2 separate regions of the Mus musculus genome follow, and region 2 is linked to region 1. Evidence: chromatin contacts called from ENCODE POLR2A ChIA-PET data. All regions are on one chromosome and are shown on one strand. The core of a region is the stretch at or near the end of the contact, and the rest is flanking DNA. Distances in the headings are between cores, read along the strand shown. Region 1 holds the start of Snapin (SNAP-associated protein). Region 2 holds the start of S100a16 (S100 calcium binding protein A16).

What was found. ChIA-PET counts read pairs that join two places held with the same protein, here RNA polymerase II (POLR2A).
Region 2: POLR2A ChIA-PET joins it to region 1 with 16 read pairs in Patski. The contact joins the promoter of S100a16 here to the promoter of Snapin in region 1. POLR2A ChIA-PET finds 5 or more read pairs at or near these places in 4 of 5 experiments (Patski and embryonic stem cell).

What each region holds. Positions count from the first base shown.
Region 1 is chr3:90,488,777-90,492,667 of GRCm38, forward strand. Snapin (SNAP-associated protein) reads right to left here and starts at 2,237. Exons shown (of 4, transcript NM_133854.3): 1 at 2,056-2,237; 2 at 1,772-1,818; 3 at 1,378-1,496; 4 at 1-817. The coding sequence starts at 2,198. The coding sequence ends at 716.
Region 2 is chr3:90,535,367-90,539,579 of GRCm38, forward strand. S100a16 (S100 calcium binding protein A16) reads left to right here and starts at 1,888. Exons shown (of 3, transcript NM_001356605.1): 1 at 1,888-2,051.

The DNA of each region.
Region 1 (3,891 bases), core at 987-3,486:
AGAATCACCAGTGTTCTTAACCATTGAGCCATCCCTCTAGCCCTTAAAATATGTAGTCTAAACAAAAAAAAAAATCGCAAAAGCTTAGGACTCTTAGCTGTCAAGGCTCTGCCTTGACCTTGGATCCTCGCTATCTGGCATGCTCTCCTTGGGTAGCAATGAAGGCAACAGTTGCGAAACTTGTTAATAGGAGTTAACCTAAACATTATAGAGTGTAAGATGATCCTGGAAAGGTTATTACCTTCTGAGAGGAACTGTGGTGAAGCAGAGGGGGAGAAATAGGAGTATACTTTCTCACTAAATCTGGTGTTTTCTCAATTTTCTACCACACGATGCCTAATTTACTTAGTATTCTTTGGGGGAAATATATAGAGGCTTGAGCCCGGCACTCTGACACATGCCTATTATAATCCCAGCATTCAGGAGGCTAAGGCAAGAGGACATGTTTGAGGCCAGCCGGGACTACATACTGAGATCTTGTCTCAAGATTAACAAAACCCAAAAGGTAGAGGCTCTTTCTTGGATGGACAAGCTGTGATGGAGGTTCTTTAGGAAATAGTCCTGCCGTACGCATGTTTCTTGAGGCGGCTACATGAATGAGTACATAGTGCAAAAAAAATCAAAGGTCTACAGAGACTTTCCTGGAATCTTCTCGTGTCTACCAGACAAAGCCGTTGGAGAATTGTACTTGTATACTCAGGTCACGGGCCCGTGCTTATTTGCTTGGAGAACCAGGAGGGTAAACTCCTGAATCCAGCATAGCTCTCCTGCGAGCTGTTTCCTTGGCCACGCTGTGGTTTAACCGCCTTAGTCGTTCCTGTAAGACAGGAAGATGGGGAATCTAATGACTGCTGTAAAAGGTTTTAACTGAGTCCCCTCTGCCCCTGTCCCCAGACTGTTTTTTCTCTGTGTAGCCCTGGAACTTGCTCTGTAGACCAGGATGGCCTCAAACTCAGAAATTTGCCTGCTTATATGTCCAGCTGGCTTTGGCTCTTTTCAAGCCAGCCCTTTACGTTAAAATGGACTTGTAAATGACAGCCACTAGAAGTTAAGAATTAGAAGTTAAGAATTGGCACTTGTCTAGTTTGAGGCCTAGTAATGGGGTGAGGGGAATATGGGCCTTTATTATCAGATTAGTTAACACCACTCTTTTCCCCCATAGTTGCTTCACAGTGTTGAAGACATAAAGCAGGATAAACAAGAAGAAATTTTTTTGAAAGAGGGTCATGCTATGTAGCCCTAGCTGATTTGATAGTCCAGGCTCTGCTCAAAGTTCAAGCCATCCTTCTTGCCTTAGCCTACCAAATGCTGAAACTACAGCATGTACCACCATGCACTGCTGGGATTATTATTATTATTACTATTTTATTATTTTACCTGTGCATTCTGTAAAATATTGTTGACCAAGACAACTCGTCGCCTGGCATTAAGCAGCTTCTTAACATAGGGGTCCAGATCCAGGGCCACTTTCTGATCCTCATTGATCCGGCACAGTTCTGGGAAGAGGAAATGGGCAACCAACATCTAATGGCTCATTTTTTGTTCTTAGGGAATGGAAGAGAGGAATGGGATGAAAAATACTCTTGCAGTCTTGTGTGGGCCACAGACACCTTCCCTTCTTCCATTCTGTCCTAAAATATCCCCAGAAATTGGAGTCCTTGGGTAGTTCTGATATTGAGAAGCAAGTGACAGAAACTTAGCCTAAAACCTGGGGAAACAAAGTTCCCGAAAGTGAGATCAGGGATTCTAGGTATCCTGGCTGCTCACTCACCTGTAGCTAGGTTGTCAATTTGTTCCCGGAGCTCTACTTGGCTTTCTCTGCAAAGTGGTACAAAAGTCTACAACGGTCAGTGACTGGGACGCGGGAAACGAATTCTACTTATTCCCCAAATACTGAGACAAGCCAACCTCAACTTCAAGGCCTCACCCAGGCCCTTCCGCCTATTTACCCAGTCTCAACATCAGTGTCTCAAGAATGTATCTAGTATTTCTTCGGGGCCCCGCCCCTACAAAGCCAGTTCCCTAGGCCCCGCCCCCAGCAACCCGGTCCTGCACCTGACCGCGTGCACGTGAGAGTCGAGCTGCTGCACCGCGGGTCGCAGGAACTCCAGGAGCCCCTCGGCAAAGAGGTCGCGGCCTGTGGGCCCCGCCACTGGGGTCCCGGCCCCTGACACAGCAGCGGAACCAGCCGCGGCCATCGCGAACTGCCCTGACGCCCTCAGCCTGCCGCGAGGGTCGCCGGGAACTCCAGACCGCCGCTGTGCACCGCGAGAGGGCGCTTAGATATACAGCCCAGACGGCAGTGGGATAGCTGGGAAATGGAGTCCTCAGTGAGCCCCGGCAAGCGGGCCGGGACCAGAGCCTCTTCTTCCATGGGCCTGTAGGGGGCGGATCTAGACTTCTGGAGATAGATTGCCCTGTAACTATGTAAACCAGGCTGATCTTTTCTTTCTTTCTTTCTTTCTTTCTTTCTTTCTTTCTTTCTTTCTTTCTTTCTTTCTTTCTTTCTTTCTTTCTTTCTTTCTTTCTTTCTTTTCTTTCTTCCTTCCTTCCTTCCTTCCTTCCTTTCTTTCTTTCCTTTCTCTCTCTCTTTCCTCCTCCTCCTCCTCTTCTACTTCTTCTTCCTCTTCTTCCTCTTCCTTCTTTCCTTTTTAAAAAAGATTTATCATATGTAAGTACATTGTAGCTGTCTTCAGACTCGCCAGAAGAGGGCATCAGATCTCATTACAGCTGGTTGTGAGCCACCATGTGGTTGTTGGGATTTGAAGGTTGCTGTGTTTTGAACTCAGGAGCAGTTAGTACTCCTAACCGCTGAGCCATCTAAGTGCTATTGTCCATAGCCTTCTCCATGGGAATTGATGAGAAAGCCATGTAATATTCATGTTAAGGGTTCTTTCTTTTCTCTCTCTTCCTCTCTCCCACTCCCTCTTTTTTTTTTTTTTTTTTTTTTTTTGCCCTCTCCCCATCTATCTCCCTCTCCCTCTTTCTTGCAGACAGGATTTCTTTGTGTGGCCCTGGCTGTCCTGGAACTCACTCTGGCTGCCCTTGAACTCCAGTGCTGGGATTAAAGGTGTATCCCACCACTGCCCTCGAGTTTTATTTCTAAAGATTTGCTATTTTTGTTAGAGAAAGTCCTGCCGTGTTACCAAGGCTAGCCTTGAGCTCACAAGCTCTGTTTTTTTTTTTCCATTTTTTATTAGGTATTTAGCTCATTTACATTTCCAATGCTATACCAAAAGTCCCCCATAGCCACCCACCCCCACTCCCCTACCCACCCACTCCCCCTTTTTGGCCCTGGCGTTCCCCTGTACTGGGGCATATAAAGTTTGTTTGTCCAATGGGCCTCTCTTTCCAGTGATGGCCGACTAGGCCATCTTTTGATACATATGCAGCTAGAGTCAAGAGCTCCGGGGTACTGGTTAGTTCATAATGTTGTTCCACCTATAGGGTTGCAGATCCCTTTAGCTCCTTGGCTACTTTCTCTAGCTCCTCCATTGGGAGCCCTGTGATCTATCCATTAGCTGACTGTGAGCATCCACTTCTGTGTTTGCTAGGCCCCGGCATAGTCTCACAAGAGACAGCTACATCTGGGTCCTTTCGATAAAATCTTGCTAGTGTATGCAATGGTGTCAGCGTTTGGATGCTGATTATGGGGTGGATCCCTGGATATGGCAGTCTCTACATGGTCCAACCTTTCATCTCAGCTCCAAACTTTGTCTCTGTAACTCCTTCCATGGGTGTTTTGTTCCCAATTCTAAGGAGGGGCATAGTGTACAAGCTCTGTTTTAAGTCTTTCAAGTGCTGGAGTTACAGGTCTGTGCCACCATGACAGGATTTAAAGTTAAGGGTTTTTTGTTTTGCTGAAATTTTTGAGGGGGGCTTGAAACCAGG
Region 2 (4,213 bases), core at 638-3,137, 46 kb after region 1:
GGATCCCAGCATCATAGAGGGCCAGGAAGACAGACGGACGGACGGTATGGGAGCACAGTTCCTGGGGTGATTCCGAGGAAACTCTGAATGGAGCTGAGGACAAAGGAAACAGAAGTTACCTTCTCTGACATGGTGTCAAGAATAACGGGGCATCCCCAAGTGAACTGAGAGCCTTGTCAGAGAGAAAGGTCTCAAATCACAGAGGAGAGGCATCCCTAGTAGGGCAAGAGGAACTTTCTGACAGACTGGTGTGGCTTTTGTAGTAAGAGTAGGCAAAGCAGGCAGCTCTGGGGGTGACACTTCCTAAGTAGAGGAGGAGAGAGAATGGTTAGAGCAGGTAGAGAACACAGCTGAAGAGGTGGCCTGGGAGAGGCTTTGGGGGAAAGGAGGGAGGGTTGCAATAGAAGGAGAAGAGAAAGTGTCTTGGTAGAGAGATGCCTAAGTGGTGGGTACTCTGGAGGGTGTAACAGGCTCCAAGAGCCAGAAGGACGTCTACTGAGTAAATAAGATCAATGGTTAGATCAATGGTTAGAGTGGGAAGGGGCAGAGTTTAGAATTTGGAGTCAAATTTGGAGGGTGGCAGAAGCTAGCAGAAACAAATGTCCCATACATTCTTTAGGAGAGTCAAACAAGCAGATTGGTTCTGTTAGGAGAGAGGCCAACTGAGCTCCTTGGAAGGATATATATATGTATATATATACACATACATACATATATATACATATACACACATACACACACACACACACACACACACATATATATAATTTGTATATCTATATGTCTATATATCTGTAGATCTATCCCAGGTTTCGAGCACCAGATGAATGGAAATGAAGACATGACGGTTCCTAGGTATGGTTGAGGAGAAGCATTTTATTGTAAATATGAGACAGGACTTCTCATATTGTAAATATAAGAAGAATCTAGACTGGACACTGCGGCAGCATAGACCATGAGAGGAGAAGGGATTGGGGGAGAAGGGAGAGGGGAAAGAGAGGGGACTAGGAGCCAAGTGTGGAGGACCAAGGCAGAAGTGGAGAGGTCAAAGAGAATCAAGAGTGCCTGTGGCTAAAATGGGTGGGTTATATAGGAAAGAAGTGGGGGGGGGGGAGGGAAGGGAAGCTGGGTGTGGGGGGGACTAGAAAGGTTTAGGGTAGGGGTTGGAGGTGAGAAGTGTTGAGAGGAGACAGGATGATTTAACAGATGCTGAGAGAGCATGCACCTTGATATGTTAATAGGCATCTCAGTTAGCCATTTGTCAGGTGTGTGTGTGTGTGTGTGTGTGTGTGTGTGTGTGTACACGGGTGTGTTCTTTGGTACCTGACAGACATCATCGTGAGAGTGGGCCAAAGGGTCCTCTCTGTTTGGCTGCAGCCTTCTGTAAGGAGGTCAAGCTGTCCAGCTCCCTTGGGTACCTGCAGGAAAGGTGTGTACGGGCTAGGTTTTTGCAGTGGAGGCATCTGCTGTGCAGGGGTTCTTAGGAATGAAATCCCTGAGCTTAGGGTGGCTGAACTGGAGAGCTGAGACCAGAAAGAGCTGTTGCATTTGCTCTAGCCAACAGAGATCAAGTGTTGGACTCCTTAATCCCAACAGCAGGGAAATCCTGCGGTCCGGGAACCTAACTTGTCTTTGGCAGGGGGTTGCCCTGAAACCTGGCTCTCAGTGACCTAGGTGAGAGAAACAGGTGATGAGCCTTCTCTTTCTTTCCTCTGCCTTGTCGGATTCTGCTCAGAGCCTGTGGGTTTAGGAGGGTGGGGTTGGGGGACTGCCAGCTTCTACCACTCCCTCTAGGGTGAGGGTAGAGGGGTGTTTAAAAAAAAAAAGGTGTGTATCCCTTTAACAAGGGCCCAACCCCAGGGCCAAGTCAAGAGTTCAGTCACTACCTTCCCACAGCCAGCTCAGCCAGGCAAGGCCGGGAGGGAGTGGGACAGATTCTGGGAGTGCAGTGGGGAGGAGTCCTGGCTCCGCTGAGCAGGAGCTGCTTGGCTGTCAGTGCCAGAGCCCAGGCCTCAGAGCCCTGCTGGAGGAGGTGGACTCACAGGAGGCAGGTGAGCCCCCAGGCCCAGCGGAGGAGGTCTGGGGCTGCTGAAGGGACTCTGAAGCCTTGGGGTGGGGGTCAAGGAAGGGAGCCTGAGGAGAGGTGCCTGCCAGAAACAGGGCAGGAAGATTTTGGTAATCATTAATTTTCCCCAAAGGCTAGTTAGGGTATGAGCAGTCCGGTGGCTTTGTGAAACCTGTAGAAGAGTATAGACAGGATAGCAGGACCCTCTCCTGGCTAAGCAGCCGACCTGGCTCATCTCCAGGGGCTGGGACATTGGGCAGAACATTCCAGGGCCTTGCCCACAGCTGTTGCGTCCTCTCTCAAACGGAACAGGGCGGAGAGTGTGTCTTGGTGGGCGTTAGGGGTTGACAGACTCTAGACACAGGCCTCACTGGACTACGGAAGCTGTGACCTGGGAAAAATAATGGTGTTCAGAAGGAACTGCAGAGGGCCCAGAAAGCCTAAGAAGCCAGGAAAGGGAGGCAGGGGCTGAGGTGGCTTCTCTTCCACCTGGGGCACAGGCAGAACCGGGATGCAGTCTTCATTTGCTCTGGGTGGCTTCCTTGGGAGTGGCCTGGGGAAGCCGGTGAGGGCCCCTGGATGGGAGAGAGGGAAAGAGAAAGGAGTGGAGCTTCAAACTGGCAGCTTTTCCACTCTAGAACCTAGGCAGGTCTCAGCTTGACTGGCCCTGCCTGGCAGAGCCACCTGCGCTGTAGGAGTGTTTGCCTGCCCGGCCCAGGTGAGGTGGTGGCAAGGCCAGGCAGGGGTGATGGATGCTAAGGTGGGCTCATCCTCTACTCAGAAGAGGAACCCTAGGAATGTTGGAGAGGCCTGGGGTAGAGGTGTGTGTGTGTGTGTGTGTGTGTACGACACCTGATTACAGTATTATGAGTTGGGGGAAAAAGTTCGAAGGACTTCCTGCTTCAGCAGAAGTTGGCTGAAGATAAATGGGGTACTTAGGCAGATCAGGACTGGCAGAGTTGATGTAGGGTGATATGTGGGTATGATGTCATGCGTCCTGGGAGGGGGCAGAGGTAGGAGCACCTCTGTGAACCATTAGCCTTCAACACTGGGAAAAGAACGCGAGGGAGCAGAGAGACTGGGGAGATTCTCTTGGAACAGTCTTGCAAACAGCGATTACAGCCCAGTTCGGTTACCGTACTAGCCCTGCATGTTGATAGCAGTTGGGAGGAATGCGTTGACTGAGAAGGGGATGGCTGAATGAATGAGATGAATGTATTGCTGGATGGAGATAGGTGAATGAATGAAAGTAATTAACGAGGCCGTCAGTGAATGAGTAAATGGGAAGAGGATGAGTGAACTGGAGGTAGACGAGAGGAACACAGAGAATGCCACAGTTAAAACTGAAAAGCTTTTTTTTTTGAGAGTGAACCATGTTAATTTATTGGCATAGTCAATTTATCAACAAGATGGGTAGTTTGTCCTCAGGAGGTGAGGTTGATTAAAATCTTGTAGGTTTTAGGGAAGATCCTAAGTATGAGAGATGAGTAGGGATGGAGCCAACATTTGGAAAGAAGTAACCACTTAAGCGTACGGAGGTGAACCTGGGAGAGTGTGGTGGACATTCAGAACTCCAGACCAAGGAAAGAGGTGGGGACCAGACTTGGGGGCGGGAGGGTGGGGCTGGAGTGGCTGAGATCCAGGGGCATGGTCAGGGCAATTTGGGCTTTTGGAAAAGTCAGCAAGCCAGGATCAGGTGGGCGGGGGTAGGGGGTGGAGTGGGGGAGAGCCTCCTGGTTGCTCAATGATGAATCAGTCCAGGAGACTATGAGAACATTGGGGGGAAGGGTGGGGCCTAAGGTGAAAGGCCCCTTTAGGGGAAGGCCCTTTGAAGTGATTCCTTATTTCTGCTTTTTAGGAAGGCTTCAGTGTACACTGGTATCCCATGTCCTCATAACCCCCAACTCTCATTCCAAGACTCGCCTGTGAAGACGCGACCTCCAGGATAGGTCTGCCTAGGAGAGTGGCACTCTCCCCACACACCTGGAGGTCCTCAGGCCTGCCTAGTTAAAGGATGGGCAGCTGCAGGAGCAGGTGGCTGGGAAGTGGGTGGGGTAGTTGAGCCTGTCTTTTGCCCCCCAGGGGAGGGCGGAGGGGAATAATGACACCTGACTGCCCCACTCTGATACTCTGTCTTCAGAAAACACT